3 separate regions of the Mus musculus genome follow, and regions 1 and 2 are each linked to region 3. A link is a loop called in an ENCODE intact Hi-C map of the cell type or tissue named here. Cell type or tissue: left cerebral cortex. All regions are shown on one strand.

What was found. A loop is a pair of places that touch in the nucleus more often than their neighbours do. Peaks named below come from ENCODE experiments on the same cell type or tissue, not always from the same donor. Only the 100,000 strongest peaks of a DNase experiment are listed, where the experiment ranks them.
Region 1: it touches region 3 in a loop (6-fold over the local background); 4 of 42 quality-filtered maps call a loop at or near these places.
Region 2: a loop joins it to region 3, with 3 times the contacts of the local background. A loop is called at or near these places in 4 of 42 quality-filtered maps.

What each region holds. Positions count from the first base shown.
Region 1 is chr19:28,786,614-28,794,613 of GRCm38, forward strand. It overlaps Gm35922 (a long non-coding RNA gene), which reads left to right. Exons shown (of 4, transcript XR_877801.1): 4 at 1,485-1,572. Among named protein-coding and RNA genes, the nearest start is that of Gm35922, 31 kb to the left of the region's middle. In left cerebral cortex, a CTCF peak has its summit at 4,383 (motif pointing left); no DNase peak of the experiment used is centred here.
Region 2 is chr19:28,987,470-28,995,469 of GRCm38, forward strand. Cdc37l1 (cell division cycle 37-like 1) reads left to right here and starts at 2,898. Exons shown (of 7, transcript NM_025950.4): 1 at 2,898-3,200; 2 at 7,572-7,853. The coding sequence starts at 3,069. It also overlaps a transcript of Ak3 not described here. In left cerebral cortex, CTCF peaks have their summits at 2,963 and 4,885 (motif pointing right); DNase peaks (open chromatin) are centred at 1,227, 2,880, 3,274, 3,579 and 1 more place; H3K4me3 peaks cover 2,377 bases; H3K27ac peaks cover 3,788 bases.
Region 3 is chr19:29,351,986-29,359,985 of GRCm38, forward strand. Plgrkt (plasminogen receptor, C-terminal lysine transmembrane protein) reads right to left here. Exons shown (of 6, transcript NM_026362.2): 3 at 6,332-6,418. The coding sequence starts at 6,412. Among named protein-coding and RNA genes, the nearest start is that of Plgrkt, 5.9 kb to the right of the region's middle. In left cerebral cortex, CTCF peaks have their summits at 3,086 (motif pointing left) and 3,765 (motif pointing left); DNase peaks (open chromatin) are centred at 3,069 and 3,764; H3K4me3 peaks cover 646 bases; H3K27ac peaks cover 211 bases.

The sequences.
Region 1 (8,000 bases), 570 kb before region 3:
TCAATGTAAAACCTGAAACCTGAGACTGCTAGGGGGAAAGTAGGGTAAGCTATACCATGTAAACATGGGAAAGAGTCTGGTCACTCGCCCAGATAATTGACAAATGGTACCACATAAAACCCAAAACTTTCTATACAGCTAAGTAATCAGTCAATTGAACGAAAACACAATTTCTTAGAGAAAAGGAGAGAAATTATAGGATATTTGAATCTATTTCCAGTTAGGGTGTGGCTCAGCCCTTATCACACACCTTTAATCTCTTTGGCTGAAATATAGACATGCACTCAGCACTCACATTTAATCCCAAACAATGAAGGTAGTTTGTAGAAGGAAGCACCCATGTTTGAAAGTGATGTCTACTTGAGAGACAGAAAAAGCAAAAAATTAGAGAAAGATTTGACAGAGTAGGATACGCCCAACTCTCACAAGAAGAGAGAGGAAAGGGAAGCTACTTAAGGGAAGAGATGGACAGTACAGGAAAAAGAGAGTACAGTCTAGGATACAGTAGAGTTCTTGGAGAACAATACAGTGGAGCTGAGAGGGAGGAGAATAGAGACACACAGAGAGGGAGAAGGGGAGGAGGAGGGAGAGAGGGAGGGGGAGAGGGAGGGGCGAGGAAGGGGGAGAGGGAGGGAGTTTTACTGGGAAAGTTTTACAGAGGCAGACTGAAGAAAGAACAACCTAGACACAGGTAAAGACAGAAGGAGAAGAGAATAAGGAGGAGCCAGAGGTTGGAGGGGGTTGGTATAGTTTGTGGCCAAGAGGAGCAATTCAGAAGCTGAAAGAAAAGCCAGATTGAATAAGTTCGCTTGCAGAGGAGTTTGAGCCACAACAGCTGAGCTGATCTAGCCAGGAGGAGCTCAGAAATAACAAGAAAGGGTGAGCTTTTTCAACAGTGAGTCTCGGAGGTTAAAAACATGATAGGCCTAGATTAGATTGTATGGAGGCTAGAATCTTCCAGGACTATTGCCTAGGTTAGCAGACAGACACAGTAAGCCTCCCAGACAACAACTATAACAGGAGAATAAAAGATACTTTTACAGAGAGAAATCTCAGCTAGCTATACTTATGACATAGGATTAATATTTAGAATACATTTTTTTTAAATCAAGAAATAACCAAGTTGAAAAATAGACTATAGAGTTGAATAGAGAATTCTCAAAAGGAGAAATATGAATGGCTATGTTTTTTAAGTTTTTTTTCTTAATACCATTAGCCATCAGGGATTTGCAAATTAAACTGTTTTGTGGTTCTATCTCATCCTGGTCAGAATTATGATCATCAAGAGATCAAATGAGAACAAGTGTTGGTGAAGATGTGGGGAAAGGAGAATCCCTACCCAGTGGTCATGAAGCCAGGCTCCTTCTTGAGGTTTGGTAGGCAGTTAACAGTTGCTGAAGGAGGCACAGGCATTTGCTTCAGTGGTTGGACATTGCTACAGTGTCTAGGTATTTGCAAATGGTTTCTCACCCTTTCTTCTGCAGGCAACTGAAACTAAACTCACTGGAAAATAAAATCCAAAAAGACATGAAAAGGGAAGAGCTGGGCAGAAGGAAGTCACCAGGAGTGGGAAAGGGGATGAAGGAGGGTAATGAAGAATAAATACGATCAAAACACATTGTATTCTTGTATGAGAAGGTTCTGATGTAGCCTGTTAGTTTTATATAAATGTGCTAATAAAAACTTTATAAAATAAAATGAGAAAGAATTTTAATAACTTTTTATTGTTTCAGTTGCCATAAACATATTTAATGGTATTATTATGTTACATAATATCCATAACATGACTATGAGATTACACATAGGAGCAAATAGAAAAGTTGAGTTTAATGAGTCAATGAACATTAAAAACTCTAAATGTAGTTTTGTCTTTTTGAGGCCAATTCAGGTTTAATCTTAAGACATTTTATCCTATATATATCAAGTTAAATATTAAAATATCTAATATCATAGAAATAAAATAAATATATTATTTATTAGTAATGGGTTATTGTTTAATAGCAATTTTTATGGCCTAATAACCAATTGAGCCCATTTCAATACCAACCTTATATATAAATAAATATATTTCAAGGGGCTGGAGAGTTGGCTCAGCGGTTAAGAGCACTGACTGCTCTTCTGAAGGTCCTGAGTTCAAATCCCAGCAACCAAATGGTGGCTTACAACCATCTGTAATGAAATCTGACGTCCTCTTCTGGTGTATCTGAGGACAGCTACAGTGTACTTGGATATAATAAATAAATAAATCCTTTAATATATATATATTTCAATACCAACTTTATATATATTTATGTATACATATAATTTTTTCATTCTAAATATATATATATAAATATATATTTTATATGGAAAAAAATTTAAGAGGCCATTAAAATTTTTCTCTACATGTAGTACTAGTCCTTTAATTTTTTAATCTCTTAAATTTAAGTTTACATAGCACAAAAACAGTATAGAAAATTTCTAAGCATTTAAATAGACATATTTAATTTTTAGTCACCCTTTAAATCTAGTCTTTGTTTTCCCTGTGCATGGTACAGAATAACTTCAACATCTCACCTAGATCCTGACTGGTAGTGCTTACGGGCTTGGTATTGCCTGCAATCCCATCATAAAAAAGGAAACTTAATGTAAATCTCTTTGTAAAGCATTTGCATTCATAATTTATACGTATCCCAGTCTCCATAGAAATATCATATGAAATCTCACATCATATTTCTGGGAAATAAATACACAGCACTGATCTAATCAATGCACTTAGAGTTATTTTGATTTGTTTCTAGAATTATATATTAAGATATTTATATATATCATCAAAATTTTGCTTGATAGCTTCCATACATCAAGAAAATTTTGCAAAGCAATCATATTTGGATTTTTATGCATTTCTTTCAAAATGCATTTAAAATACTGCATTTTGATTAACAAAAAGCATTTTGTGCCCTCCCATTTTTATTACCCTCAACGACTTAAGGAAGAATGAATAAAATTTAATTTATTTCCACTATCTATGAGAAAAAAATCTTTATTAAAATCTACGTAATGAATGCAAAACATTGTAACTTAACAAGACTTCCATCTTATGATTCATCATGTGCATTATGTAAGCAAGCGATAGAATGCTTTCTGTAAAGTGGGTGGATATTTAGTGACGCTTTAAAATACTTGCTTAGAAGAACAGATATTTCTTAATGTTGCATTTAAAGTACATTCATGTTTTGGTTAATATTCATAATAGATCTAAATATTCCATTTTATAGATGTGGTAAAAATTCCTAATAGATTTAAATATTCCATTTTCTAGATGATCAAGAAATTAAGAGCTTAGGTTTATAAGGAAGGCAGGAGAGATTTACCAGGTCTTTGACCAGATAGTTAAATTCTATACATTCTAACTATATTTATGACAAAGTAAAACAAGTCACCATCAGCAGGTCTCTTTGGTGTAAGTCCCTCCCTCCCTCCCTCCCTCCCTCCCTCCCTCCCTCCCTCCCTCCCTCCCCACCCCTCTTTTTCTTTGCTCTTGAAACCAGACTGGACTCTGCCTGCCACCTGTCACCTAAACAGAAATCAGAGATTGAACCTTTCTAAAAGCTGCTCTTTATTCAGAAAGCCACAAACTGGGAAGTCAGAGAAAAGTCTGCTTTAGGGGACAGGAGAGATGGATGGGGACACTTTAATATTCTTTCTTATAAAGACCCTGCTGCCCATAGTTTAGGAAGGAACCTGCTGGCACTTGCTGCTATTTTAGCCTCACACATTGCTAAGGGTTTGTTACTCTTTAACTCCAGCCCACATGCCCTGCAAAGGAGACAAGGTTAATCCCTGTAGTACTCCAAGAAGTGTCTGAGCCAAACTTTCATGGAATGAGGAGAGAGTGCAATGGATGAGTAGAAAGATGCAGGTCTCGTGGGTCTCCTAAAGGTGACTAAAGCAGGAGGGAAAGATGATAAGCCATTGGAAGCTGTGGGAAAGGAGACAAATTCCTCAGCCCGTGATTTGATTAGAACAGTTGTTCTCATCCTTCCTAATGTAGCAACTTTTAAATACAGTTCCTCATCTTGTGGTGACCAACAGTCATAAGATCCTTTTTGTTGTTACTTCTGAACTGTAATTTTGCTACTGTTGCGAATCCTAATGTATATCTCTGTGTTTTCTGATGGTCTCAGGCGACCCTGTGAAAGGGTCGTTCCACCCCAAGGTTGAGAACAACTGGGTTAGAGCCTCTTACCTGCAAGGAAGTGGGAACCCCAGCCCAGGGAAGCAGTTGGTGTCAACTGCTTCAGGCCTTTCCCTTCGGGCCTGAAAAGTTGTGGCTTTCAGAAAACCCTTGTGCAACTCCAGTGGCCCCCTGGTGGTCCGTTATCAGATTCTATTCCATCCGAGGCATCTGGGAGCCATCCCGCAATCTCACTTATCAAGACAGATAAATCAGGGAAACAGAGGAGCGTTTCTTACTTTTTAGGTTTAACATCTGGCTCATTGGTCTAAGGCTATGATTCTCTGTGAAAGCCACCCAGTCAGTCAGTCAGTCCACCGGGAGCCCTTGTTCACACTTGAGCATGCCTTATCTTTCCCAAGCCTCGTTTCTGCTTAACGTTCACACTCAAAATCATCTTTAAAATATCTTAATGGCTGGGTGTGGCGGCACACACCTTTAATCTCGGGCCTCGGGAGGGAGAGGCAGGCAGATATCTGAGTTCAAGGTCAACCTGGTCTACAGAGCGAGTTCCAGGATAGCCAGGGCTACACAGAGTAGCTTGTTTTGAAAACCGAATAAACTGTAACTCTTTCTCAGAGAAGCCCATACTCGTGCTCTTGAGTGGCCTTTTGTTCCTTCCTATATTCCTTTTTACTTAATGAGATCCTGACTCTATTTTATTCTGGCTGGTCCTAAATTCAGTTCTTGGCTGAAGCCATAAATTTGGGATTCCCTGAGTTGAGTCCCTAAAAGATTAGGGAAACTCTTTGGGCTTCATGGAGAGTGGCAGTACAGAGCTGAACTTCTACCCCTGTCAAAGTGGACTCGATCAGTGACCCACAGGGCAAGGATAAGTAAGCTCCACGCTGATTGGCTGTCCTTGGCCCCACTTCTCTCTTTGTAAGCTACTGGTTAGAGATGAGAAGGAAGATGGGCTTTTAGCATGGCATCTACTATAGGGTTGATGGTGCCCCCTGTAAAGCAATTTAAAGATTAAATTCCTGTCTCTGTTCATTGCCATCTCTGACAGTCAGCAGTGGTAACCTCAGGTGTTCTACTTATACGGTGAACTGCTGTTTTTGTTTGTTTTTGCTTTTGTTATCTTTTGTTTTAACAGAGTCTGGCTGTGCAGCCCTGGCTGGCTTGTAACTTGTAGACCAGACTGGCCTGGAATTCCGACTCACAAAGATCCACCTGTCTCTGTCTCCTGAGTGCTGACATTAAACTGATGAAGCATGTGCCATCCGGACTGGCCACTATTCTTTGCGCAATACATGGTGATTAACAGAAAAAACTCACAACTGGCCAGAGTGTGAACAGTGTCTTTGGAATACTCAGCTACAACTGTGACTATCACACATTACTTCCACCAAAGGATCAGGGACCATGGTGGGAACGGGAGACACCGGGGTCAGTGACAACCAGAGCCAAGAGTGTCTTCTGGACATGACAGGAAGGTTACCCTCCAGAAACCCCAGGAGTATGGGGATGCCTGTGTAAGACCTGAACAAGCTCAAGCTAAAACAGGAAGAAAATCTGAGAAACCACTGGAGATGCAAGGAATTAAATCAGACCAACATTCAATGCAATGTATGATAGACATGTGAAACGGGGAACCAAAATAAACCTTGCCCCTCTCAAGTCACACCCATCAGGTACTCTGTCTCAGCAACAAGAAAAAGAGCTAATAAGGCTGCTGACTCTGAGGACCTGGACTCCTTCTGGGGGAGTACATAAGTGAAGGATGCTTGAGATGAGGCATAACAGCATGTCTTTTTTTTCTAGATGACTTCAATGTAATTAAGAAAAAAAAATATTCTTCTTCTAGAGCCTTGTGTTGGTTGGTTAGTTAGTTAGTTAGTTAGTTAGTTAGTTAGTTTTTAAACTTTATACCAGTTAGGGTCATCTGGAAAGAGAGAACTTCACTAGAGAAAATAACTCCATACAACTCCATACGAGTTGCCTGTAGGTACACTTGTAGGGCACTTTTGAGTAATGGTTGATGTGGGAAGGCCCAGCCCATGGTGGGTGGAGCCACCCCCCAACCCCCCCAACCCTGGACAGAGCAAGCTATGGAGAGCAAGCACGTAGGCAACATACCACTGTGGTCTCTGCATCAGCTCTGGACTCCAGGCTCTTAACTTGAGTTCTTGCCCTGGTTTCCCTCAGTGATGGACTGTAAGAAGCTATAAACTGCAGTAAACTCTTTCCTCCTTGCACTGCTTTTGGTCAACAGAAAACAAAGTAAGACAAGACCTGTTCTCCAGGACTAACGGAGCCACTTGTGGCTGTTCTCAGTCTTTATTTTATCAGGAAAGTTAGTGGTGGGCTTTGGGGCATATGCTTCTAATAGACAAGGATTCTTTATGATTGCAGTTCTTAAAGAACAAGCAAGTGAGAACTATGTTCAGGCTTTGGTTTAGTGGGTCCTGAGGGCCTGTAAGTGGGAGGAATGCAGACTCATTCAGATGAACTGCCTTTTAGATCCAATCCACAGCCTTCTGCAGGGTCACATATATATCACCCCAGAGTTTCTCAGAAAAATCTGCCTGTGCATTCACCCATTCACTTTTCCTACATTTGATTGTTTTACTGGGCATGGACTTGTGCAAGCATGCTTCTAATTCCTCTCACTGCAAACAAGAATGCTTACAACCTCACTGAGCTGTCCTTGTATTGCAGCAATAGCCAAACACTGCCAAATATAGCCACGTCTAACTATGGTGACCATCTCTATACTTGGAGACCACAACAGCCCACGTATAATTAGTTACTTACTCAGTCTGGTCTGGGAGAGCACCCTGAATATGATCCCTGCACTAAATATCTAGAAGATGACTAATTGCTGATTTAAAAATTCAGAACCACAACAGAATGCCTGTATACAATGTATACAATGTACAATTGTATACAATGTTTCCTAATTGCTCATTAGAGTAGATAGAGTTGGCAGCTCTTGCCTATATACAATATACTAAAGGTTGATGGTAAGGGCTTTATGTAGGCTATGTTCATGAGTTACAAATTATTCTCATGAAGGTAAATGTTAGCAATTCCATTTTTAAACCCCAACCACATCTTTTCCTTTGAAAGACAGTTTTACAAGTAGAATGTAAATCCGTTTATTGACTTGTCATTATTTATGTGACCCCTGAAACACATGATCTGCATGCTTAGCCTGATTGCTTTTTAGACACATTGATATGATTTTTTTATTCCCCAAAATCACTTCCTGCAGGGCTTCAGGGTGAACACGTGACCTTTCAAGAGTTGTCAATCTAGTTAACCTTTGACATCTCCAATATGCAGGTGGTGTCTGCCACCCAAGCTCAGTCAAAGGAAAGGGTAGTCCAGCTTCATTAGGACTTGTGTCCTTGAAGGTAACATTTTCCCTTCCCAAAAGGGCTGGGCCCACTTTAACTGGCTCTGGGAAAGACCTAAGTGAAGGGTATACTATGAGAGATTGTTGCTCATTTCCAGCAGGGACTTGACACAACTCTGGCTGAATGTCAGTCCAGGTTGACACAGAAGAAGCTCAGAGTAATAGAACTGATGTTGTAAAGAATTTACAAATAGGTTTGGAGGAATTAAATCATATGGCATAGAATTTAGCCCTGCCTCCAAAGGACCACAAATATGAGAACTCTTCTAAAGCCTGTTAGAGGTAAGCAAGAGCTAGGATGCCTGCGAATGTTTGTCCACCGGGAGTGACCAGTCAGTAGGCCCAGGCCTCTGTCGGGCAGCTCCAGGGGACAGCCAGGATCATAGCTACCATGAAGTACTGGCCTGCTCTTAAGTGTCC
Region 2 (8,000 bases), 360 kb before region 3:
CATTGGAGAACCATCATTGAAAATAGGATTTGAAAAAATTAAGTTTTCAGCCAGGCACCACTCAAAGCACTTTGTGGTTTCAAATAAAGAGGGGGAAATAAACTGTTTTCATTTTCTCTGACCTCTTACACTTTCCCCTTGACATTTAATGCCTGACCGCAACAAGGGTTGCGTGAAAAGCTTTTCAACTTTTATTTCTGATTATAAAGTTATACACTTGTAGGAAAGTCTTCTACCAACTGTAATATTCCTCCTTTTACATTTACTTAATAATTTATATCCATAAAGACACAGAAGGTGGGAGCTGTGGTAAAAATCTGCTAACTCATCAATGTAACTTTACTTTCTTAACAAAAATCTCTATTTGCAAGCCTGATCTTACAACTCACCTGCTAGCTCTTTAGAAATCTCTTTCTATCGGTGTCATTTTACTGAGCTCATCTTCCTGTCTCTTGAGCTCCTCCAAATGCAAGAGGGCTCCTTAGCTCTCTTTCCTAGAATACTGTTTTACCTGCATCCTCTCCGTTGCTTCTCTGTGGTTTCCAAGTCCAAAAAGAGAATCCCTATCTCTTACCCAGAGCTTCTTTCAGCAAGGCTCTTCCAAGCCATGAGAGAGAGCTCTCAAAGGTCCAATTGCTATAAAAGAAGTCTCTAGCTCCTCCCCTATAACTTGGCAGGCTGAACCATGTCACCATCATGGTGGGGGCTCCAAGCCAAGTGAGTAGGGGCTGAACCACTCCACCTTTATGATGGGGCAGCTCAAGGTCACCCAGCCCACTTCACCTCAGGTCATAGAGCAGATTGGGTCACAGAGCAAAGACCACTAGACCTCTCCCAAGCAACTTGCCTTACAGTAGGCAAAAACTTTTTATTCCTTAGCATGCTTATCTATTGAGACTTCTAGCGGCACATCAAACTGTATCTAATTAGGACACACCCATCAGCATCTGATAAACAGTATCTATAACAATATGGGTGTTCTATAAACAATGATCAAATATCCTGTAACAATCAGCACAATACGGGAAGGCTAAATAGAAATTAAGACCTTTAGAATTTTCCATTCCTGGCCTTAGCCACCAAAGTGATTATTACACTTCTTCTATCTCTTCCAAGATTTTTGTGAAAGTATCTTTTATTCTCCTGAATAATTGTCATCTCTGAGGCTTACTGCCATCTGTTAACCCAAACCTAGTCCTGGAAGCTTCTAGCCTCCACACAATCTAATCTAAGATGAGAATGTTTTCAGCCTCTGAGACTTGCTGCTGAGAAAGCTCACTCTTTCTAGTTCTTTCTGAGCAGTGGCTGGCTGGTTCAGGTCAGTTGTTCTGGCTCAAACACTTCTTCAAGCTAACTGACTCAATTTGACTTCTCTTTCAACCTCTGACTCTTTTGCTCTGCTGGGCCTCTAACTCTGGCAATATGCTCTAATTTTCTAGCTTGCTCTTTCTCTGCCCTGCTCCTTAAAACAAACAAACAAAAACAAAGCAAAACAAAACAAATAAACCATAACTTCTCACTTTACATAATCTAATTCTGTAATTTGGTTTCTTTAACCCAGTGAGTGCCCCTTCTGTGTAGCCCAGGTTGGTGGTGAACTTGAGAATCCTCATGTCTCAGCCTTTCCCAGGATTACAGACTTGTTCATTTCAGAGATATTTCCACATCAGCACGCTGAGATCTACTCTTCCATTGCTTCTACTTACTTATTTTTAGCTTTCTTTTACCACCCCAAAACTGTCTTTGTATTAGATTCCGCTGTAAAAATACTGTTGGGTATTTTCCTGATCATGAAAGAGCTGAACTGAAGCACATAGGCTTTTCATGTCATCCCTCTTCCTTAAATGTTACACAGCATGCTTAACAGCATTTTTCTCATCTATCGCTCGACCATTAGGATTAACGAGCCTTTAGCGTTTGCCAGTCAGGGCTAAGGCAGATGACTCAGTAGGTAAAAATGGTAGCTGAGCAAGCATGAGGACGGTAGTTCAAATACCCAACAAACCTGCACCTCTAATCCTAGCTCTAAATGGGCTGAGACAGAAGGCTTGGTGTCAGTTCTCTGAGCTCAGCGAGAAGAAACCTTGTCTCAAGGGAATGCTGTGAAAAATAACAGAGCAGGAGAACTGATGTGGTCCTCTGGCCTACCCTTGTGAACCTCACGCCCCCACACACCCCTACCTACAGTTTGCCAATCAATCAAAGCTTGAAAGACTGATAGTCTGTCGTCTTATCTGATTGCGAATAGACAACAAGCTAAATTGTTAAACGTGCGGGTTGTGAAGTTAGACTTTCCTAGTTCCTAGGTGTCTGTTTCCCTCTCCCTGGTCCTAGAAACTAAAATCAGGGCCTTGCCTGTGTTAGTTAAATGAGCACTCTACTGCCAGGGTACATTCCCAATCTTTGAGTTTTTCGCTTAAAATGTGTTCTCGGGCTATGGTGGGTCATTTTGTCTCAAAAAGAAAAGGGACAGTGAGTACTCGGATCTTCACGATTCTAAAAAGACACGAGGAACGGAAAGCCCTCTGATACGTCTACTACTTGTCTCAATTCTTTACAAATGTGCTTGCCCCAGTATTTTATTTTTAGTGTCCTCCTCCGCTGTAGCAGGGTTTGGAGAACAGTCTTGTCGCGGGTAATTTGAAGTTAAAGGAAAGTTGGCTGTGCTTTCTAAATCGGTCCCCCTCGACTCCGACTTAGATTGCTCTACACGAAGGAGCTTTTGAAATAGAAGAGGGACAAGTCAGAACACCCTTTGAACGCCCGGATCCGAACCTGCAGAAACCCTAGTTAGCTTTCCCGGACTTAAACTCCAGACTTTGCTTCTTCGTCCAGACGTGGCCACGCCCGGTCACGCCCCCGGAAATGACGTCCCGGCCGGCTACTTCTTCTTCCGCAGTCCGCCGGCGGCACAGTCCAGGCCTGCTCCGGGGGTGCATCGGCTTCGCCAGGGGCAGAGGGATTCTGGGTAACGACCGTGGCCGGCCGGGCGGCTGGCTCCGCCCAGCAGGTTCCACTCACGCCAGGGCCGTTGGCGCTGGCGGTTGCCGGGCCCGGACCAGTGGGACATGGAGCAGCCGTGGCCGCCACCGGGCCCCTGGAGCTTCCCGAGGACTGGCGGGGAAACCGAGGAGGAGAGTGACTTAGACGTGTCCCCCTCTTCGTCCCACTACTCTCCGGTACCGGACGGCGGCGCCCAGGTGAGAGCGGCCTGCGTTCTGCCGGGGGCGGGGGATGGGAAATGTCTGCGGGCATCGCGGGGGAGCCTGATGCCAAGCCACAGCTCTGGCAGCATCTTCCGCGAGAAAAGGAGGCGATCACGCGCGCATTCCCGACCTCCACGTCCACGCACACTTGTCCCTGCACCGGGGCTGGTTGCCCCTCACCTTTGCGAGAGGTTCCTCCTCCCCCTCTCTGCTGCTGTCTGCGTGGAGCTTTGGGGGCCGCTCAAGTGTATAACATTGACCCTTTGTCCTCTGGTGCGTGCTTTCATCCGAGCCTTTATTACGAGCTCCAGCTACTTTGTGCACAGTTGATAGGAACAGAGAGTGATTGTACTTCTAAAATAGTACACCGAGTCCTGACATAAACATCTCACGTGCTCTTTGCCGCGCTGACATCTCAGCAAATTCTGTAAGCCTTGCCTTTGACGCTGGCACACACCTCCGTTTCTATCATTGGTCCTTTACTGTATTCATAGTTTGATTCCGCGTCAGCCTCCGGTGAAAACATACAGCCACCGAATTGGCTTTCAGGCTTCTTCCCGAAGTTTCTGATACTACATGTGTTTTTCAACCCAGCTTTCTTGCCTCGGAAACTGTCAAGTGTTATATGCCAGTTATGGCTTTTATAGGGGTGCTGTGCTATGCTGCGAACATCACCTTCTCCCGACTTTTCACCTGGGTGTGTTTTGAACCAGATTTCAAAAGCATAGACTGAACACTAATCTTTTCAATGAAATTGATTGTAGGTGTCTGATTTCCAGGCGTTTTTGCAAAAATGTGGTCCAATATTATAATAGCTTTTCTTAAAGATGACTGGTTTAAATTGTCTGCCCGCAAGTCAGTCAGCTGAGTTGATTGGGCTCACCCACAGTATGCTGTTTCATAACCACAGACTATGGTCAGCCAACTAGTCATAGGGAAAGTAAGGCAAAATGAGAATTGATGGGTCAGTAGTCACCTAGTTACGGATCACTAGTATCATCTGTGTATACTTAGTATTGCAGAGGGAGAAAACGAAAAGTTGCTGGTGTCAATTTGGACAGGCAAGGGGAAACTGCCTCAATTTCAGTGCACTGTGGTTGACTCGAAGAAGTAATCCAAGAAACCCAACATTTTAAAACGATTTTACCTGTGCATTTGTTTAGGTGATGGGGTTTAAGAAGGCTTCTATTGCCTTCACTAAAGGAGATCTCCCAGGGTCATTTAGTTAGACAGTGCAGGGTCCCCACTAGAACTCATGACTCCCAGTCCGGTGTTCTTTTCAGGACGCTTCTGCACTGCCTATCCAGAGAAATACTATAGCATTTTATTTGGATGAGAAGGCTTTTAAATGGTGATAAAATTTACACAGTCATTACTTCTAAGAACATATAATTATTACAAGCCTACTTGTATGTTTTGCTAGCTTTAGGACTTAAATTGGGGGGGACATTAGAATATTTAAAAAAAAATAAAATGTTTAATCAATCAACAGGATTTTAAAAATTCATCTTAAATTACTGGCTTAATTTTTACCAAATATGAGAGACAGAGAGCTATCTCAATATAACATGATGTGTGAAAAGGCAAGCCAGAATTTGAGGACTTCAAAAAAGATGGTTGTATTTTTTTAAAGATTTATTTTATTTATATGAGTACACTGTAGCTGTCTTCAGACAGACCAGTAGAGGGCTTCAGATCTCATTACAGATGGTTGTGAGCCACCATGTGGTTGCTGGGAATTCAACTCAGGACCTCTGGAAGAGCAGTCAGTGTTCTTAACTGCTGAGCCATCTCTCCAGCCCGCTTGTATCTTTTTTTAAATTAAATTTTCATACAATATATTTGCATCTTGTTTTCCACTCTCCCAACTCCTCCCAGATCCTCCCCAAATCTCCTCATCTCACATTATGTTCTCCCTCTCTTAAAACAAACTACCCAAATGAAATCAAAATAAACAAGCAAAAGACTAGTAAGACTAAATAAATACAATTTTAGAATAATTAAAAAGGCTAAAATGGAGCAAAAAGTCCACAAAAACACCACAGAGTTCATTCTGTGTTGGCTAGCTACTGCTCAGCATGGCACTGCCCGCCCTGGAATGGGGGCGATGGAACTCAGTGATTTCCCCTTTCTAGCAGGTACCAACTGCACACTGCTTCTTGGTTAGGAGTGGGCCTGTGCCCACTTAGCCCTCTCAGTGCTGGGATCCAGTGTGGCTGCTGTTTGAGAGCTTTTGATGTGAAGCTGCTCCAGTAGACTTGAACCATCATAGTTTCTTTGCGGAGTTTTTGTTTACTAAAATTATGGCCTTTTAAACTTTTATATGATCACAGAATAAAATAAGACTTGATATGGGCTCAGAATGCAGCTCTGTGGAGAATGCGTGCCTAACATGGGTTCACGTCCCTGGGTTGCTTCTTTTTCTTAAAGACCCAATAGTATACTTAGTCATCTCTGTCCATGTTGGACTGTATGACCAAATGGTATGATAGTCTATGGGGAATAATTTAAATATACATAATTTTGGTAGTTGGCTTGATTTGAGAAATATTTGCTTTTGTATAATTAGGGCAAGATCCTGCACCCCACTTCTAATAATTGCCTTTATTGGTATAACTTTGTTTTTTACAAATTGTTTTACAGCTTCATTTTTCTCCTTTTACTGGCTTTCTCCCCATTTCCCCCACCCCCCTTGACATAAAAGTTTCTCTGTGTAGCCCAGCTATCCACTCTGTAGATGAAGCTGACCTTGAACTGACAGAGATCTGCCTGCCTCTGCATCCCAAGTGCCGGAATTAAAGGTGTGCAACAGCATTGATAATTTTTCTTTTAATTTAATTATTTTATGTATATGAGAATTTTGCTTGTGTGCATGTGTGTGCATCCCATGCATTCCTGACACCTGCCAAGGTCAAAAGAGGTCGTTGGATGTCCTGGAGTTGCAGACAATTGTGAGTCACCATATAGGTGCTGGAGATGGAGCCCAGGTCCTCCTCAGGAGTAACAAATGAGCTCAACCACTGAGCCAGCTCTCCAACATCTTCATTTTCTAGTGTATCAAGAAGTAAAAATAAATGTTTTACTTGTCGTTTAGAGACATGGCAGTATATGGGCTTGAAACCCAAATAACTACTAAATAAGGAAACAGGAGAGCAATGTCCACAGACAGCCAGTAGAAATCTCAAATGTGCTAGAAAACTCAGGTTTACTCCCTGTGCCAGAACAGTTTGTTACTAAATTCTAACTCCTTACAAAGCTTGGAATCAGGGAAAATAAGTATATATTAATGTTAAAAACAGCAGTATAGCAATGTGTATACCTTGGGTTTGGAGAGAGTGGATAAGAACAGGCTTGGGATCGGGCAGGGATCGGATAGAGGACAGAGTGTTATCAGTGAAAAGGGATAATCGGGTTCTGAGGGTGGGAAGAATAAGCCAGTAAGTAAAACTGACGGGAACTAAAGGGTCTGTGCTTTATAATAATAGACTCTCGGAAAAAGCATGACTGCCCCCTCTTTTTGAAGCATCATTCTAGTAGTGAATGGCTAATGAAGACCAAAAGGTATGATTATATTTATACAGTTGAGATGTAAATGAATAAAGGCTCTAATAATGATACAGTTCTGGCAACAGATTAAGAACAGTGATTCTTAGTAAGTAGTATGAAGTACATTTAACCAAGAAATCCTTAAAAAATGCCCTCCACTTTTGTTGTTGAGACAAGGAATATAAGGAACTAAACTCCCATTGCATTTACATGAGCAGTTACAGAAGTATTGAAAGTGATTTCTCCTGAGTAGAGCAGAGTCACCAGTTGGCACTTTTCGATTTCACTGTCACTGTTTCCATTAGGATTGAGGTAAGGTGTGCCTGTGTGACATAATCATTTAAGTAGCATTTTTTATTAAGAACTCTCTCATCGTCACAGATTGTGATGACACAAAGAAACTAGGAGCCATTAAATGGGTTCTTTGAAGTGAAGACTGGTCACTGCAAGATCTACAGGTCAGAGCTCTGGTTTTCAGGATGAGGAGCCATGACTGATGCACTGGACGTGGCTTTGCTTTCCTCCTCCTGGGGAAGGAAGGATTCTGGAGCCCACACAGCTGATGTTTGTTGTTGTCCGTCATCTCTGTGCGAATCACTGGCAATTGCCAGCCTTTGTAGTGTTAGTTGTCAAGGAGAGGCATCGATGAACAAAGAAGCTCAGAGTTGAATTGATGGATGTAAACTGCAATTGTAGACAAAGAATACAGCTATGCCTTGTACCAAAACGTCCTACAGAGACCCTTTGATGGAAAACAGTGAGCTGTGTCATTGCTGCTGCCTTCATTCCTTACTAATACAGTTGTTACTTCTTATTTAGATGTATAGCCACGGGATTGAGCTGGCTTGCCAAAAGCAGAAAGAATTTGTGAAGAGCTCTGTTGCATGTAAATGGAATCTTGCTGAAGCCCAGCAGAAACTTGGCAGCTTAGCACTGCATAACTCTGAGTCCTTGGATCAGGAACACGCCAAAGCACAGACCGCGGTGTCAGAACTGAGGCAGCGGGAAGAAGAGTGGCGACAGAAAGAAGAGGCTCTGGTCCAAAGAGAGAGGATGTGTCTCTGGAACATGGATGCCATTAGCAAGGATGTTTTTAATAAGGTATGATCTTTGTTGGACCATAAAAAAAGAGGACAGGGGCTGGGTATGTGGTCAAAGGTAGAACACGCAAGAGGCCCTGGGCTCCATTCCTAGCACTGCAGATAAAAATGAAGAAGGAGAACCAGAAGTGTCTGTAAGTAACTGTTG
Region 3 (8,000 bases):
GGCTGGAGAATCCCTAAACAGAGAGGATTCTGGGAGGGGGGAATCCAAAGTAGAGAGACAATGGTTGCAAGGCAGATCTGGGCTCAGGCAGGCCTGAGAGAGACAGTTGGGTTCATCTCAGCTACATAAGTGTCCACATGGTTCCCTTTCCCATGAAAAGGTTTACAGGGGATAGCTAAAAATTAGAAGGAGGTAGCATACCAGAATGCTACACTCATAGCAGAGACTTGGGCAGAGAATATGAGCCAGAGATAGCTGGAGAAGATAACTGGGTCTCAAGGACCCACAGCATTGAAGAGTGTAGAAGTCATGGCCAGACTCCCCTCTGGAGCACGGTCAATGTCCTCAGAGCAGATCACCTCATGTTTCCTAGGAGTCATTAGAGAAGCTCCCCTCAATCAGAGAAGCCTCCTCTAATGCCTGTACCACCTGCGGTCGCCTAGGTCAAACCAAGATTGGAGAAGGAGAAAGAGCAAGAAGCAATTGAGCCACTTTGTCTTGCCCAAATTGCCTTGATCAGTAGAAGCTGAGACTCATTTTGAGTTCTGTTAAAGATACATCATATGACTTTGTACACATGAATAGTGAGTGTGTAAAACCTATCCTTGCTAGACTACTTTTTTTTCCAAACTCATATACCAATGCATATCTTCCAAAGTGATATAAATACAGTAATTAATAATCTGTGTTCCTATGAAAAGGCATCTAAATCAAAACAAGATCCAGGCACGTTCAACATCTGTGTCCTGAGCTGTAAACATCTGTGGAGCTCTTCAAGGTCCCAGTAGCCATACTAACATATCAAAAGAATTATTCAGAATATTAACTGGAAGGTTAGGTCAGCATAAGTTTAGTTTAGTGTTTTTCAGGGCATTTAGGTAGTTCTAGTATGCAGCCAGGATTAAGAACTACTGTCTAAACGAACTACCACAGGATACATTTTTCTCTTTATCCCCAATAAAGCATCACATAGTTATCAGTCTAAAAGTGATGACAAGGAACTCTCCAAGGCAGAAGCAGAAAGGTTTCTAAAGATCTTTCTAAAGATCATAAACAGGATGATGCTGGGGTGGACACAGAACACGCTGTCCTTGTCACAGGAATAAACTTTATGGTAAAGAGTGAACTCAGCGTATCAAAATGTATAAGTCAGCCAAGAACTCAGAGGATGCCCCAGGTGAGATGAGACTGTGACAAGATCCCGGGACTGCATGACATGACAAACACACAGTGTGCAGAAGGGGAAAGGAGCCATCAAACTGTGCAGAAGTCGTTGTCTTTATAACGACTGGACTCAAACACAGTTGTAAAGCTCTCTCTCTCACAGGATAAGAGTTCTGCACCAGGCTTGGGAGGGTATGACCGTCCTTCTCGAACTCAAGAAGAGACACAGAAAGAAGAATTGTGAATTTGAGGCCACGTTGGGCTACATTGCCACCCTGTCTCAAAGGACAGCAACAACAACAACAACAATGACAACAGCAACAATGATTCACCTGGGGTTGGAAATCTGGGATTAGCGTCATGCTGCAACAAAGGAGACACAGGGCAGTGGGAGTCTTAGTAAGGAGGCATCAGAGAGACCTCATGGATCAGGTGGGAGGGAGGAAGAAGAAAGGTAATGACGTAATCTCTCGTTCTACCGTAGTTTTAAAAACTTTGAGGTCTTCATGTTCAAAAATTTTGAAACAAATGAAACTTGAAGTTAACGTTTTTCTTTTGGAAAAATATAACTGAAAATTATGTCTTAGTAGTATTTGGCATCTAAACAATGTTTAATGATTGAAAAACTAAAGTATACCCATATGTAGCAAACTCATGTCTCTAAAGGTATAATTATTATAAGAAGTAACCGCCTAAACCAATAGCTAGAGTCGTCAAATATTCTAAACAAAACCTAACAATAAACCTAAAACTAACATCAGTTTTCCTAATAGATTTAAAAGTGTGCTCATTAAACATGATCTAAATATTTTTTCTTCTAAGAAAAGTTCTACATAAACTACTTGAACCATGTCAGAACAGACAGAGAGCAAAGGTCTCAACCCCATGTTTCCATGTTTATTCCATTAACTAGCTGACATCGGTTCACTGCCAGGACTAAGTGTTAACTGAATATGTGGCCTTTAGAAAAGCCCCTGCCATTCTGTAGTCATCAGACATACTAATATACATCGTTCTTGGTTCTTAACACAGTACTGAACTCATTGGCTGCCATCTTTACCCTGTTCAAGAATGTGTGATCCCTTGAGAGAAGAAATTACCAAGGCATTTTAGCACTTGATAAGCACACTACAGAAATTCACATAAACCGCTGACCATCGTAATGTCTAAAACGGTGTGTCTGGAAGTGTTTTTTATTATTTTCACATTAGGAACTGCTTCTGTAACTGTGACCCCATGACCAAAAAACAATGTTAGAAGGACAGGATTTATTTCATTTTCCAGGTTGCAATCCATCATGGAGGGAAGTCAGGTCTAGAACTCAAGGCTGGAACCTGGAGGTAGGGACCATGTGGAAAACACTATTTTCTAGCCAGGAGCTCCTATCCAGCTAGCTTCCTTATGCAGCCCAGACTTACCTGCCTAGGAATGGCGCTGCCCACAGTGGGCTGAGCGCTCCCTTATCACTCGTTAGTCAAGACAATCTCTCACAGACATGATTCAATCTAACTGAAGTAGTTCTTCAACTGAAATTCCCTCTTTTCAGGTGGCTCCAATAAAAATTAACCAGGGTCAGAACACTACATCTTCCATGTGCAAAATGCAATCTCACTAAAAACTAAGAGAATCTATATTACCTTAACTTTTCAGCACACAGACAGCCTGGGCTCTCATGTTTGGTTGGATTTTGTTTTTCTCTCATGTTGTTCCCTGAACACAGCAAATGACAAACTTTTGCTGCCCACTAATCTTTGCATTACCATACTGCTCTCTGTCTACAGTCCCACTGCATAACTAGGGCAGACATCTGTATATTTCTTTCTCTGTGTTAGGTTTCCCCTTTCCAGCCTACATCATAAAATCAGGATTCTTTCCAGGTTTTGCGGTGTTATAAAGTTGTTTGTGTGCCATCTAGTGGCACTGTGAAGAACTGCACTGTATAGCTCCTCAGTAACGGAAGTTAGAAGAAGCAGTTTCTACCGGAAAACTAAAAATTGACGGTAATATCGTTGTAACTACTAATGTGAGTCCCTTCCATCTTATACACCCCCTCCCTCTTCCTCCCCCACCCCCCACCCCCAGCAGTACTGACCCCAGAACCATGTGCATGCTGGGCAAAAATGCTCTACCACTTAACCGTAGCCTCAAGCCTTGTATGAAATTCTCAAAAACCATCTTTTTTTTTTTTTTTAAGGAAAATAAAAACAAAACTTTTTGTGGTTCTTGAGGAGGGAAACAAAGGCCTTGTCATAATAATCACCGAACATCTGCAAAAATGTCTAAACTCCTGAAACTATGTAGGTAGCGACCCTACAACACTTAGGATGCATTCTTTTCATGGAAGAAGGGCTGAATTTAACCAATGAGGTCGGTTTGCAAAGTTTGCAGTGAGGATAGGAGCCTGATGCAATTCAGATACTGCCGTGCACACAGATAAGTGTGCAGTGAAATTGACGCGCCATTCTGTACAAAAACCTCATGGTGACCAAAATCTCTCCCACTCATGACCTCTCTGATGCTCCTGGCAGGGCTTAGAGAAATAGGGAGAAAAGCAGAAAATTGCAGTTGAGCTGCACGGAGCTCCTTGCTCGATGCACCAGCGCCCCCTTCTGGACGCAGGTTCCAAGTGCTTCCCTCTTTAGTTTGCTAAAGCTGCATACCGGCCACCACTGCGCCTCCCTCACCCCCCAAAAAACAGAGACCACGATCTGGCTAGTTTAAACGATAGGAAAAAAAAAGAGAGAGGGTTTTTGTTTGTTTGTTTTTGTTTTTGTCTCAGTTCTGGAATCTAGAAATCAAAAAAATCAATGTATTTGATTCCTGGACAAGCTGTGAGGAGATCTCTGTCACTGGCTTGTAAATGACATATTTGGGGCACATGATTAAATTTCCTCTTAAAAGTCAACAACATATCAGATTAATACCCACCCTAAGGATTTATTTTAACTTGATCACCTCTGTAAAGACCCAGTCTCCAAATGAAGTCATATTGGGGTTGGGTTTCCAGCATACAAGTTGTTGAGGGGATTTCACACCAGCCAGTAACTGATGGTAAGTAATTTGGTGAGTTTTTGTTTAAAATAACCTTTGTTCTGTGGAAGCTACGTGAGCCTCAGGTGTGACATGTCCACTGTAGAGTCGGGAATCCAAGATAGGACAAATAGAACGTCTGTCTGCTGGAAAACGAAGGTAGTGTGTTGGAAGGTACAACTGGAGCCGTTCTCTTGCCTCTGGCCAGTCAGGTGACCACCAAGGACCTTGAACATTCTGTACATTCTTGATGGGTAGGTCAAAAAAAAAAAAAAAGCAAGGCCCTAGCTACCGGAGCTGAGCGATCTCTTGCTTTCGTGCCAGTGAACAACCCTGGGGCATGAAACGAAGCAAACGCCTCCACACTCCTCCTGTTCATGGTTCCTCACAGAAGCAGTAGATTCCCGACACTCAGTGTTCCCCATACCTGACCCACATCCACAGAGTGCATGGGCTTTGAGTAGCAGGAGGAAGTGACATCGGTACTTAGCTCACACTGCTTCCGTGCAGTGACGGACTCCTCTGGTGTAGGAGTCTCTGGTTTTCTGTAACTTCCAAGAGGAATAAAGAGGAATAGAATCCTCAGATCTTCACAGATCCTGAGGTCATGTAGTCTGATATAAGAATGAAACTCTTGTAGTTTCCACCCACACGCCATTCTTATTTCTGAGATACTGGGCTGATTCCTAACCTATACGTCTCCTCTGGCCATTGCTCCATTACAGTAAGACTTGCCCATTCTTTCCCTTTTCCCCAAAGGAACCATTATCCCACACCGAAACTTAAGTTTTTAACATCAGTGGGGTATGGTGGTACATACCAATACTCCTATTACTGAAGAGACAGACAGGAGGACTACAAGCTCAAGGCCATCTTAGACTACATAACCAGCTTGAAGCTAGCCTGGGCTATATGAAACCCTAACACTTAAAAAATATTTTTAATAGCAATGATAGCAACACCTAATATAAGCAAGAGGCATTATAGTACACATTCTATATAATGTACATTCTATATAATGTGCATAATTTTTACTTCTTGGAGCATCTCGGAAGTGTGTATTGCCTCTAGGGTACAGACCAGGAGACCGAGGACCGGTCATGTGCACAGTCAGGATGCTATGAATTGATTCATCCGGGTGTCTAGGTTATCTCTCACTTGTACTGCCCAAGAGTAGGGCTTTCTACTCTTAGAGCCATAACAGACCACAGGGGCCTCATCATGACCATTGTCTAAAACCTTAGCAAAACAATTTAGGTCGAACATTTTAACATTCAGCTGTGTAATATTTTAAAATACTTTGACAGCTTATATTAGATAATTCAGCAATCTGTTCGACTTTTTTTTTTCTAAACATCTACTGTACAATCCAAGGTCAAGTACCACAGTCTATAACAGTTTCCTAGTGCAGCTTTAACAAGTTATGATCAATGGTTAAAGGGCCAAAACGGGCTGGCGAGGCTCTGTCTCTCTGTTTCTTTGGCTTTTCCAGCTTATTAAGGTTGCCTGCATTTTTTGGCCCATGGCCCTGGTTCTCTCCATCTTCAAAGCCAGTAGAGTGCTTCTCAGGTTATGACTATGTTTAAGACTTTTATGGGTAACAGTATAACATCTAATTCTCTCTCTCTCTCTCTCTCTCTCTCTCTCTCTCTCTCTCTTTCTCTCTCTCTCTCTCTCTCTCTCTCTCTCTCACACACACACACACACACACACACACACACACACACACACACACGTTCTTATAAAGGTCCTGGAAGTTACAATGGATCCATGTTGATAATCCATGATAACACTTCTTTAGATGAACACATTGTAAATTCCCTTTCCATGTAAGGCATCATATTCCTAATATACTCACAGGTTTTAGGAGTTCAGAATGCCTCGAGGAAGAGCCATATTCTGTTCATAATATACTCTAAGCAATTACCTAGTGGTATAGAAATTTTGGCTCAAGTATCTGGATTGGAGACATGGGCTGTTCACCAGTTATTTGGTCATCCACTTCACCTTGTCTTTGAGGATGGAGCCCAGGAGCGTCTTAATTAGGAGTCAAAGGGAGTCGAAGAGACTGTGCCTCTAGAGCACCATTCTAGAAACTTAACAGGATTAGGAACATGGCATCTTAACTAGCACATACCTGAAGCCGAGCATGCGTAACCATGAACTCCTGTTGGTTTTTCATGTTTTCGTTCATAGATTTCGAGAATATAAACCCCATCTTGACCTAAAGTGGAAAATGCAAGGCATATTTAAATAACAGACTCTGTGCATCCTTATACAGGCTCTGGACTCCTATCAACTGGGATGAGAGAGAGAGAGAGAGAGAGAGAGAGATGACCTAGGGAACAGTGTAAATTCTATGTAGCTGTCTACCCTCAGGCATACTTCTTACCCAGCCTGAGCATCCTTCTCTCAGCCAAGAACAGCTGACTGAAATGATTTCCCATCTCTCCCTGCTCTGTGAACACACAGTGCCACGTTACCTCGGTTTTCCCTTCTATAAGTCTAATGTGATTCACCTTCATACCAGCTGTTCTGACAGACAGGAAGACCATGCATCTGAGGATGTGAGTTCAGAACTGTCGTCTGTCCCTCTTGACCTTGTGTCTTAAGATGTAAGTGTCTTAGGGTCAATTCTTCAGTATTTCTCCTGACGTCTCATGCTCCCCTCCTTCTCTGACACAGGTCTCATCCTCTTGCAGCTGATTTCCCCCTAGCCAGTTTTCTCCAGCCTCGCCTTCATTCTCTCCACGTTACCGAGGCTCTCAAAAGGGCAGGGTGAGGATGCTCACACGCCTTTGCAAATGGATCCCCAGGAATGGGAAGTTTGTGTGAGTGTATATATTCATTCATGTGCGTGAGTGCAGGTGGGTGTGTGCCACAGCGCTCCTCCAGGTCAGAGGGTAACCCTGGGTATTGTTCTGCACGTTCCACCTTGTTTGAGACAGTCTTTCCGGAATGTTCCTCTTAGCTGTGTACCCCAGGCTAGCTGGTCGGGAGCGTCCAGGGATCCTCCTGTGTCTGCCTCTCATCTCACCACTGCAATTACAGATGTGTGCCTCTGTGCCCAGGTCGTCATTGATGTGCAAGCTTTCAGCACAGGTCTTCATGATTGCATGGCAAGTGCTTTACCCACCAAGCCATCTCCTCAGCCCAGAAATGGAGTTTTAAAATGACCACATGGTAGAGTTTCTCCATTATTTCCAATGGAAGTTATAGCACAATAAGCTCATTGCAAGTTGGAAATACCATTGAGAGAAAACTGCATTTATTACACCGAATATACACCGAACATTGTGGTTTATCTTAGCCGATGTTACTGTTCTCAGAAACACTTAGGTTAGCCTGAAGAAGTACAGACCTTTTTTTTTATAATAATATGCTCAATATAGTTCATTGAATTTTACAGTAAAATTAAAAAATAGAATGGCTGTTTTGTTTTACTAGCCTGGGACATGAATTCAAATTTTGATTTTCTTTCCCCTTATGATCTATATCGCCTTTTTTACCATCATTTCCTTAAAAACTGACTTGAGCCACCCTCTACATCAGGCATGGCCTTGTTATTTAGGTATAACAGCTACCCCAGAGGGCTATAAACTATGGGTAAGAACTCCTAACTTTGTTCTAAATATAACTGAGTATGTTCAGAGAAACACTTTGGTTAGTTATTGGTTTTTCAGAAGACCATAAGGCCCGGGGGGGGGGGGCGGGGGGGCGTGTCACAACATCTCCACTCTCTTCAGTGCTGTCTTAGGCTGTTAAATACCTTTCCACCACAGCAGCCCGTCTCAATGCTTCACAGC